2 separate regions of the Homo sapiens genome follow, and region 2 is linked to region 1. Evidence: chromatin contacts called from ENCODE Hi-C or POLR2A ChIA-PET data. All regions are on one chromosome and are shown on one strand. The core of a region is the stretch at or near the end of the contact, and the rest is flanking DNA. Distances in the headings are between cores, read along the strand shown.

The links. Hi-C counts contacts between places; a loop is a spot of excess contacts on that map. ChIA-PET counts read pairs that join two places held with the same protein, here RNA polymerase II (POLR2A). Pooled maps may share reads with other maps.
Region 2: a loop to region 1 is called in a map of naive thymus-derived CD4-positive, alpha-beta T cell, with 4 times the contacts of the local background. The contact joins two enhancer-like sites. A Hi-C loop is called at or near these places in 3 of 168 maps with a recorded cell type or tissue (CD4-positive, alpha-beta memory T cell, Caco-2 and naive thymus-derived CD4-positive, alpha-beta T cell), 1 of 37 single-sample maps with no recorded cell type and 12 of 50 pooled maps. POLR2A ChIA-PET finds 5 or more read pairs at or near these places in 18 of 52 experiments (AG04450, CD4-positive, alpha-beta T cell, CD4-positive, alpha-beta memory T cell and 14 more).

Annotation. Positions count from the first base shown.
Region 1 is chr1:16,902,516-16,907,635 of GRCh38, forward strand. No RefSeq gene overlaps it. Among named protein-coding and RNA genes, the nearest start is that of RNU1-2, 9.1 kb to the left of the region's middle. RefSeq lists enhancers at 1,313-1,592, 1,779-2,418, 2,063-2,112, 2,213-2,262, 2,419-3,058 and a silencer at 2,799-3,093. Within about 2 kb of position 1,735, at least 41 of the 41 ENCODE cell types and tissues checked have a DNase peak (open chromatin) inside an H3K27ac peak, as active enhancers do; they include HCT116, where a contact is called at or near this core.
Region 2 is chr1:16,957,578-16,963,340 of GRCh38, forward strand. CROCC (ciliary rootlet coiled-coil, rootletin) reads left to right here. Exons shown (of 37, transcript NM_014675.5): 26 at 1,006-1,173; 27 at 3,181-3,553. Among named protein-coding and RNA genes, the nearest start is that of MFAP2, 20 kb to the right of the region's middle. RefSeq lists a silencer at 3,433-3,622. Within about 2 kb of position 3,219, at least 23 of the 41 ENCODE cell types and tissues checked have a DNase peak (open chromatin) inside an H3K27ac peak, as active enhancers do; they include HCT116, where a contact is called at or near this core.

The sequences.
Region 1 (5,120 bases), core at 485-2,984:
AGGAGGTTTGCTTGAATATGTGAGGTCAAAGCAGAAGTAAACCCTGATCATGCCACTGCACTCCAGCCTGGGTGACAGTGAGACCTTGTCTCAAAAACAAACAAACAAAAAACCCACAAAACCAAACAACAACAAATTGTCACCTCACTCTGAAATGACAGTGGCAAACATCACTTTGCTATTGGAAAATTAAAAGAAAAACACTCCCTCTTGCTATCAACCTGCCCTCTTGCTCTAACATGTCTGACCCATGGTTTAAAATGCCCAAAAGCTGATGTACTCAAATTATAATACACTTACCTGTTCTGCACCAGCATTTATTTTTGTCTGGAGGAGATCACCATCCATGGTCCTGTAAATGTCTAACGGCATGGAATGATGAAGGGCAGTGTCTTTTAGGATATTTGGTTATATCTATATATATGGCTCTGAAGAAACCCAACATTGGGCGAGTTCCCTCAAACTTTTCACTAGGCATGACCACTGCTCTATTTTAGATAGAGATTCTGTGGGGCAAAACCTGAGAATTATCTGCCTGGCTATCAAGAAGATAGCTCCTTGCATTTTTTTGGGGAGAACACTTGCTTCAAGGGAGTGTTTCCTCCCAGGATTACAAATCTTTTTGTAACCTCAGGAAACATTGCTGATGAAAACCAGGCATGGTGGCTCTGGCCTGTAATCCCAGTGACTCAGGGGCTGAGACAGGAGAATCACTTAAGCCAAAGAGTTTGAGGCTGCAGTGAGCTATGATGGCGCCACTGCACTCCAGCCTGAGCCACAGAGCCAGACACTGTCTCTGAAAGAAAAAGAAAAAGAAAGAAAAACATTGCTGATGAAACTGCGGCCTCTTTTGCAGCTCTATAAAAAGGTATTTAGTCACTGGCTAAGGTTGTACTAGATAATCACATCACTTTAGGTGATACATTTAGCTGAGCAGGGAGATGTGTGGTGGCAAATACCTTTTGTTGCATATACATATACATTTCCCATGTAGTAGAACCTTCTCTAGAAAAAATCAGAAAAGAAGCCACTTGGCTGCAAGAAATCACTAAAGAAGAAATGGGGTTTGATGTTTTCCCTGATGTTTTCAGTTGGCTGAAACATCAAATCCCAGTTCCCTGGTTCCCTTACTGTTCCAGGATACAGATTCTCTTTGTGATGATCATTCTTGTATGCATTATATTTCTACTACTCAAATTATTAATGTTATGTATTTCTCATTGTTTTACTTCTTTTGAGAAACTAAATTCATGGTACTCTGAAAACTAGAGATGATTCAACAAGTGACAGCAACTATAGAATTGGCCGAGATATCTCTCTCTCTCTCTCTCTCTCTTTTTTTTTTTTTTTTTCCATGTTGTGATGCCACACCAGTTCAGCTTTTGGACGCTGTTAAAAAGAGAGGTCTCCTTCCCTCCCCTGACCCCCGTGTGGGACAGGACTATCTGGGAATGAGCCATTCTGGCAAGGAGGGACACAGCTTTTGATCGACAATGCTTTCAAGAAATACTTTTTTTTTTTTTAAACGGAGTCTCGCTCTGTCGCCCAGGCTGGAGTGCAGTGGGCGATCTCAGCTCACTGCAAGCTCCGCCTCCCGGGTTCACGCCATTCTCCTGCCTCAGCCTCTGCGAGTAGCTGAGACTACAGGCGCCCGCCACCACGCCAGGCTAATTTTTTTTTTTTATTTTTAGTAGAGACGGGGTTTCACCGTGGTCTCGATCTCCTGACCTCGTGATCGGCCCGCCTCAGCCTCCCAAAGTGCTGGGCTTACAAGCGTCAGCCACCGCGCCCGGCCAAGAAAGACTTTTCATCTAAAGGGAGAATGGGGAAAGAAGAGAACTTTTTTATTTTCAAATTCTCAGGCCCAGCGAGGCATTACATTGAGACAGCAACCACATTCTGCTTCCTTTTTGTACACTACTGTATTTGAAAAACAAAAAAACAAACCTACAAGACTCATAAAACTGGACAACTTTCTTTATAACACTACTACTCGTAAAACCAGTAAGGATGGCTGGTTTGCAGTTATCTGAGCAGCTTCTCTAGTTTCATAGACATGATTTCTCTCTGTTATTAAAGGGCTCCCAATTTTAAGTGGAATGCTACTTCACAAAGATAACCAGGTTTGAAAGGGTCCGGTTTGCTTTGTAATCCGAAACGTTCCAGTCTGCTATTAAAAGCCATTATTTGAAGACGGGTGCACAGGCTTCCAGCTGCCCGCCAGAAGGGTCCTCCGCAGGACACAGGTTAAGTAATCACTTCTTCGGGGGAGACTAGATGCAGGGTCTCGGCGCACCTCCCCAAAAGACAAGGGCGAGACAGAAAGGAGGGACAGGCGGACGTCACTTCCCCCGCCGGCTGCGGCACCGGGTTGGTGGGCTGAGTGGAGGAGGGTGGGGCGGAAGAACAGAAGGGGACTGGGAAAGGCACTGTTGGTGACATCACCGATAGGGCGTTTCTATGTAGATGAGGCAGCGCAGGGGCTGCTGCTTCGCCATGAAGGATTTCCCGTGCTGTAGGAGCAAGTCCGGGACCGCTGGCTGGACGTGAGCGTCCTAGCTGTGCGTTAGGGCTAGGAGGGCTCAGGGTGATTGGGGATTGGCTGGGGTGGTGCTCGGGGCAAGTGACCGTGCGTGTAAAGGGTGAGGCGTATGGAGCTGTGGCGGGGCGGAAGTTCACATGTGTGGTATGTAGAGCACATGTTATGGTTATCAAAGTGGTTTACTGTAAGGCTGAGGGCTATGCATTCTATGGCTATGTTGTTGTCTCTTATTTTTCCAAACGTGGAAACCTCTGTTTTGTAACTTGTAGTAATAAGGTAGAAATTAAAAAGAAAAAGTATTTTCCTGTACTTGCTTGGCTGCAAGGTCAGGAACAGATAGTTTCTGAAAAACCACATCGCTGAGAAATGAGTTCTGGAGACTCTCTTAACAGTCTGTTATCCCTAGGAAGGATAAGAGCAAGAAACAGCAAATGCTTTTATTACCTTCTCTTTTCCCTTTACCATTTCTCACTATTCAAGTTTTGTTAAGTTCTTGATTTCCCTTCAGTGCAGCTGCAAGGTCACCAGCTATTCTTGCCTCGTGAGACCTGTCACAGTTTGACTAGCTGCCTTTGTTCTGCTTCTGTAAGCCCTCTTGCCTGCCCCGCGAGTTTGGTGCCATCATAGTCCCACCATGCCATTCAAACTAGCCAACCCCCTTTTTGAAGTGTGTATAAAAGTCAAACCCTGTCTTTGTTCGGGGCTCAGCCTTTGGATTTTAATCCTCTGGGCCTGAGGGCACTCAATAAAATCCTCCTGTTCCACCCATTGGTCTCTCTGTTCTCCTGATTCCCACAACAGTAGTAGGGGACTGTGTCTGCACTTTCCCCTGGTCTTTCACGGTATGAATAATAGCCTTTTTTTTTTCGCCTATAGTCGCAGGCTCGGTCTCAGTGATTTTATGGTGTGGTCAGCTGTTTTTGTTTTTGTGAGACCTTGTTTACTGTCCTGGGACAGATGTCTGTAGTCACTTGTTTCCTTGGGAGGCAAATTTCAGTCTCTGTGGCAGAGGTCTCTCATGTTAGCTGTGGTGGTACTTGGCAGGCGGAGCTCAGGGATCTAGGCTTCCCTGCTTTGTAGACTGCTCAATGGTCCCCAAGGCCTACTGGCTTTTACCACCACTTGAAAACCTTAGTGTTTTTCCACTGTCCCCAGAGTCACCTCTTACACAGACTTATTTTGTTTGTCTTTTTCCCCGAGACAGAGTCTCACTCTATCTGGTAGCATCTTGGTTTAAGCGATCCTCCCACCTCAGCCTCTGGAGTAGCAGAGGCACGAGTCACCACAGCCAGCTAATTTCTGTTCTTGGTTTTGTTGTGGTGGTGGTTGTTTTGTTTTTTAAGAGTTGAAGTTTCACCATGTTGCCCAGGTTGGTCTCCAACTCCTGGACTCAAATAATCCGCCCTGCCTTGGCCTTCTAAAGTCCTGGGATTACAGGTGTGATCCATCACACCTGGCCAGCCCCTGCTTTTCACTATAGCATTCATGGGAGTTTGCAGGATTTCTGTGCTGGGGGGAACGTGTACTCAGCTCATACAGCCAAGTAGAAATTGTACTTGGAACTGGTGCCGTTGGGTTGTAGACATAACATGCTTGCTGTTTGTATGGGAAGGGCTTTGCCAGTGCTCTGTGCCCCTGTGCAGGGCATCCAGGCCTGCAGGTCAGAACGGCAGTCTCACCTATGAGTTTGTGTAATACGCAGCAATTCTCCCTGGAATATAAGATGGGTGGTCTTGTGAGGTTCCTACAAGTAAGAAGACAAATTTCCCTTCAGTTTGTATTGACAAAATTCAAAATTAATAATAACAGCCCAACCTCTTGAATGATAAATGTCCTTTACATTGACAGACCAGAACTGCCCTGCTTGCCTCAGCTCCTCTGTGCAGGTGCAGCTCACAATTCCCCCCACACAGGTCATTTCCTCCCTGCTTTCTCCAAAAGAGGGAGACAGCAGTTCTGCAGGACCACAGGGCTCAAGGCCTTCCAGGGCCAAAAATCTCAGAAGAAGTTGCCCGTTCTGCCTGTACCTCACGACTGACCTAGAAATGGCCTTTGCTAGGAGCAAAGTAGGGGGAAATGGTCGCCAGAGCTGGGGCCTGGGTACTGGGCCAGGTTACCCCACAGGAGGGGAAGTACTCAGGGTTAGAGGGGGCCAAGCACCAAGACCTCAGCATCCTCAACCTCCAAAAGGACTCAGAGAGATGCAGAAACCGAGACAGGGTTCCTCTTTCAAGGAAAGAGACTTTTGAGGAAGACCCCAGGGCTCTGAACCAAAATCCAGATTTTTCCCCATCTGCAGCTTAATTCCACCTTAGTTGGTGCAACTTCATCCTTCCCCTATGCTCAGGACAAAAAACAGTTCTTCTATAGGCTGGTCATTCTCTGGCCCCATACATCCTATTGGTCAGAAAATTATGTTTTTTCTTTGGTTAACTGCAGACTTTGGTCTGCACAGTCTTTTTCTTTCTTGGTCTGAAAACCACCCAGTAGTCCCATATGTAGCTTTTTTGGATAAACCTAGAAATTGACCCTGCTGGTCTTAAAGCTTGAAACTTAATATTTGTTTCGTCTGAGTTCC
Region 2 (5,763 bases), core at 1,969-4,468, 57 kb after region 1:
GATTACAGATGCCCGCCACCACACCTGGCTAATTTTTTTGTATTTTTAGTAGAGACAGGGTTTCACCATGTGGGCCAGGCTGGTCTCGAACTCCTGATGTCAGGTGATCCACCCACCTTGGCCTCCCAAAGTGCTGGGATTACAGGCATGAGCCACGATGCCTGGCCCCCCCAAATTTTTTTAATTAAAAAAATTGTTTTTAATTACAAAAAAAGAGATCACAACTGGATAGCCAGAGATATTCTGATACTCTGATAGCCAGAGATACCACAGCCCCCTTCACCCAGGCCCCTTCCTGAGAAACCACAAGACTCCCGGAAAGGAGCTGGCATTTGCGTGCCAGCTTTTGCTGGACGCGTTGCATGCTACGGCCTCTCCTGTTACCCCTGCTGTAGCACATGGGGGAGGTAGGCAGTACCCCTCCCTGCTCCTGTGGGGAAATAGGGGCTTAGAACATTGCCGTTGTCTCAGATCGAATCCCAGTCTGGTGTGTGTGGGCTGTGTGACTTTGGGGAGGTTACTCTGACACTCTGAGGCTCAGTTTTCTCATCTGTTAGATAGGGATAATGTTACTACCTACCTCATATAGCATTGTACCAAGATTAAACGAGTTAATATAACTGAAGTGCTTAGAACAGGACTGGACACATGGTAAGCGCTCCAAAAACGTTCATCGCCATCGTAGAGGGGAAAGATAACCCAGGGAGCTGTGGTTCCTGCCTGTGAACTCCTGGTCTGCTAAGGGCTGAGCCCTCCTTCTATTATACCCACCCCTTTATGAAAGGTAGTTTTGGCCCATTGATTAAGTGGTAAACAGGCCACTGGTGCCCAAGTGCCTGGCATCGCCCAAGTTCAGTGTGGTTGTGTAGGGGCCGGCTCCCAGTGGATGTGGGGTGGTATTTGATACATGTGTCCCTACAGCAGTAGGTACCAAGTGGCCTTGGGCCAGAACTGGGAGGGTACAGGGGCAGAGCTGAACCTGCTGCCATTCCCGTGCTCTCACAGATGAAGATGCTGGACAGTGAGAACACCAGACTGGGCCGGGAGCTGGCGGAGCTGCAGGGCCGCCTGGCGCTGGGCGAGCGGGCAGAGAAGGAGAGCAGGCGGGAGACCCTGGGCCTCCGGCAGAGGCTGCTGAAGGGCGAGGCCAGCCTGGAGGTGATGCGGCAGGAGGTAACTGAGCAGGCGGGCAGGCTGGTGCATCTTTCCTTCCCCCAGCAGGAAGCAGGTGGGCACCCCAATGCTGGGGCCATTCTGAAAGGCCACTCCCTAGGGCTTGCTCCTTCCCCCACTCCTTGAGACTCTTCCCCAGTTGTAGTAACAACAACCCAAAGAACAGTGGGCCTACTGTGTGCCGGCACAAAATGGGTAGGGAGAGGCCCTGTAGATACAACCTTGTTTGATTTCCCCAGCAGCCCTATGGGGTAGGTACTGTTAGCCCTTTTTATTTAGTTATTTATTTTGAAATGGAGTCTCACTCTGTCGCCCAGGCTGGAGTGCGCTGGCACCATCTCGGCTCACTGCAACCTCCGCCTCCTGGGTTCAAGCAATTCTTCTGCCTCAGCCTCCCGAGTATCTGGGATTACAGGTGCTTGCCACCACGCCCAGCTAATTTTTTGTATTTTTAGTAGAGACAGGATTTCACCATGTTGGTCAGGCTTGTCTCAAACGCCTGACCTCAGGTGATCCACCTGCCTCGGCCTCCCAAAGTGCTGGGATTACAGGTGTGAGCCACCACACCCTTCCTACCATTAGCCCCATTTTACAGAGCCCTCAGAGAGGTCGAGGGATCTACCCAAGGTCACACAGCCACCTAAGTCTGTCTGACTCCAAAGCCCACAGGCTACCCGCTCTGCCTTTTCCGGCTGTTTCATTGCCATGAATCTGTTGTGTGGCCTGAACCAAGTCACGTCATCTCTGTGCCTCAGAGCGCTCATGAGAGATGGGCTAGCACAGCCGAGCATGTATGAAGGGCCCTGGCACAGGTCCTGGCAACCAGCTGCTCAGTAGATGGGTTTCCAGTGAAACTGGTGACCGTGAGAGGTTGACTCTCTAAATGGCAGGGGTGGCTTTGTGTCTGTGTGACCATGCATCCCATCAGGAAATGATATTTTAGTGCATGCCCCCATTGTGTGCAAATTTATTGATAAATTATGGGCAAGGGCGGCAATGTAGCCTAGTGGTTAAGGGAACAGCCTCTGGACACAGCTCCCTTTGGAACCAGTGGGCACTTAACCTTCCTGGCTGTTCACTGTGTTCTCAAGTGCAGCCCACAGCCCCCGTGTGGCCCCGTGTGGTATGCCTCCCCGCCTTTCCCCCACCCCCCAGGGCTGTGAGTACATGTGATTAATAAGCTGCTGTCAAGCTATTAAAAACAAAAAACAAAAAAAAAAACAGAAACAAAAACAGCCGGGCGCAGTGGCTCACACCTGTAATCCCAGCACTTTGGGAGGCCGAGGCTGGCAGATCACTTGAGGCCAGGAGTTCGAGAGCAGTCTGGCTAACATGGCAAAACTCTGTCTCTACTAAAAATACAAAAATTAGCTGGGCATGGTGGTGCTCACCTGTAATCCCAGCTACTCGGAGGCTGAGGTGGGAGGATCACTTGAACCCAGGAGGCAGAGGTTACAGTGAGCTGAGATTGCCCCACTGCACTCCAGCCTGGGTGACAGAGCTAGACTCTGTCTCCAAAAACAAACAAACAAAAACCCACAAAAACAACAAAAAAAACAGCCTTTGGAGCTAGAGTGCCTGGCTTTGAATCCCAGCTCTGCAGTTTACTAACTCTGGCCTTGGACAAGTTACTTAGCATCTCTGTGCCTGTTTCATCTTCTGTAAAGTGAGATCGATTCATAGAGTAGTAATTAGAGTTAATATTTTTTGGAAAGTTACTTAGTGCCTGGCACTGATAAGCCCTATGTATTCAAATGCCAGCTGTTATTACTAATAAACTATGGGCATTACAAGGCTTGTATAAAGAATAAAGAGATTAATAAACAAGTTCTAGTATTTCCTCCCACGGGGATGTTTTTGCACCGCCTGCTTGAGTGGCGAGCACTAAAGGAGAAAGGGTTGTACTGACCACACAGTCAGGGATGGTGGGCTCCAGTCTGGGCCTTAGGGGTGGGGCGTCGGGTTGGGAGAGGTCTTGCCGACCTCCACCTCCTGGCATCACTCCAGCTCCAGGTAGCCCAGCGGAAGCTGCAGGAACAAGAAGGCGAGTTCCGGACCCGCGAGCGACGCCTGCTGGGCTCCCTGGAGGAGGCGCGTGGCACTGAAAAGCAGCAGCTGGACCACGCCCGCGGCCTGGAGCTGAAGCTGGAGGCGGCGCGGGCCGAGGCTGCAGAGCTGGGCCTGCGGCTGAGCGCAGCCGAGGGCCGGGCACAAGGCCTGGAGGCCGAGCTGGCCCGCGTGGAGGTGCAGCGGCGCGCGGCGGAGGCCCAGCTGGGTGGCCTGCGCTCGGCTCTGCGCCGGGGCCTCGGCCTCGGTCGCGCGCCCAGCCCAGCCCCGCGGCCAGTGCCCGGTTCCCCTGCCCGGGACGCACCCGCAGAAGGTAAGGGCAGTGCCGCGCGCAGGGAAGGGGGGAGGTGGGCGGGCCGCACTGAGGCCCCGCCCCCACATGGCAGGGTGTTTTTGTTTTTGTTTTTGTTTTTTTTCAAGGAGCCCACCACACCTCTCCACTGAGGTCCACTTCTTAGCCCCGTCCCCTCACCGAGACCCCTCCCTTCACTGATCTGTGCTTCTCAAGGGCGCTTCTTTTTTCTTTAGACCAGGCCTCATCTGTTTCCCGGGCTCAAGTGGTCCTCCCTCCTCAGCCTCCTGAGTAGCTGGGACTACAGGTGTGCCACCACGCCCAGCTAATTTTTGTAGTTTTTGTGGAGACGGGGTCTCACTATGTTGCCCAGGCTGGTCTTAAACTCCTGGCCTCAAGCGATCCTCCTGTCTCAGCCTCTCAGGGTTGGGATTAGAGGCATGAGCCACGGCACCCGGTCTAGGCCACTTATTTTTTTGGGGAAGTGGGGTGATTCTTTTTTTTCAACTTTTGAGACAGGATCTCACTCTGTCACCTCAGTTGAAGTGCAGTAGTGTGATCTTGGCTCCCTCTGCCTTGGCAGCCTGTGCCTCCTGGGCTCAAGTGATTCTCCCACCTCAACCTCCTTTGTAGCTGAGACTACAGGTGTGCACTACAATGTCTGCTTAATTTTTGTGTTTTTAGTAGAGATGGGGTTTTGCCATATTGCCCAGGCTAGTCTTGAACTCCTGGACTCAAGCGATCCTCCCACTGGGATTACAGGCGTGAGCCACCGTGCCTTTCCTGGACCGGGGGCTGGAGGGCTCTTAATGCCTTTGACTCCTTATCTGATTTTCTGAGCTTCCATCCTGCCATATACTCCCACATACTTTCAGTCATCTCTAGGTTACTTAGGATACCAAATACAGCTAAGTGGAAATCTTACACTTGTTACACTGTATTGTTTTTAATTATTCTTTTTGTTTTTTTTTGAGATGGCGTCTTGCTCTGTTGCCCAAGCTGGAGTGCAGTAGCACGATCTCGGCTCACTGCAACCTCTGCCTCCTGGGTTCAAGTGATTCTCCTGCCTCAGCCCCCTGAGTAGCTGGGAGACTACAGGCGTGTGCCACCACGCCTGGCTAATTTTTGTATTTTTAGTAGAGACGGGGTTTCAAGGCTGGGCGCGGTGGCTCATGCCTGTAATCCCAGCACTTTGGGAGGCAGAGGTGGGCGGATCACGAGGTCAGGAGATCGAGACCACAGTGAAACCCCGTCTCTACTAAAAATACAAAAAAAATTAGCTGGGCACAGTGGCAGGCACCTGTAGTCCCAGCTACTCGGGAGGCTGAGGCAGGAGAATGGCGTGAACCCGGAAGATGGAGCTTGCAGTGAGCTGAGATCCCGCCACTGCACTCCAGCCTGGGCGACAGAGCTAGACTCCGTCTCAAAAAAAAAAAAAAAAAAAAAAAAAAACAGGATTTCAGCATGTTGGTCAGGCTAGTCTTGAACTCCTGACCTTACGTGATCTGCCCACCTCAGCCTCCCAAAGTGCTGGGATTAAAGGCATGAGACACTGTGCCCGGCACACCTGGCTAATTTTTGTGTATGTGTGTGTGTGTATATAAATATACATATATATATATGTATATTTTTTTTTTTTAGGAGAGATGGGGTTTCACCATGTTGGACAGGCTGGTCTCAAACTCCTGACCTCCAGTCGGGATGATCTGGGAACAGATGATGGTGATGGCTGCACAACAGTGTGAATGTAATTCATGCCGCTCAGTTGTACACTTAAAAATGATGAAAATGGCCAGACACGTTGGCTCATGTTTGTAATCCCAGCACTCTGCGAGGCCGGAGCGGGTGGATCACTCGAGGCCAGGAGTTCAAGACCAGCCTAGCCAACATGGTGAAACCCTGTCTCTACTAAAAATACAAAAAATTAGTCAAGTGTGGTGGCAGACGCCTGTAATCCCAGCTACTCGGGAGGCTGAGGCAGGAGAATCTCTTGAAACCAGGAGGCAGAGGTTGTGGTGAGCCGAGATCGCACCATTGCACTCTAGACTGGGCAACAAGAGCGAAACTCCGTCTCAGAAAAAAAAAAAAAAAAAAAATTGGGCAAAGCCAAGGTAGGGGCTAGGGCAGTTCATGCGGGGGCAGCAGGTGCCTCACTGAGGAGGTGATGGGTAAGGGGAGAACGTGAGCGAGCAGCTGGGAGGGGGACTCGGGGCGAGTAGGGAGGTCCTGAG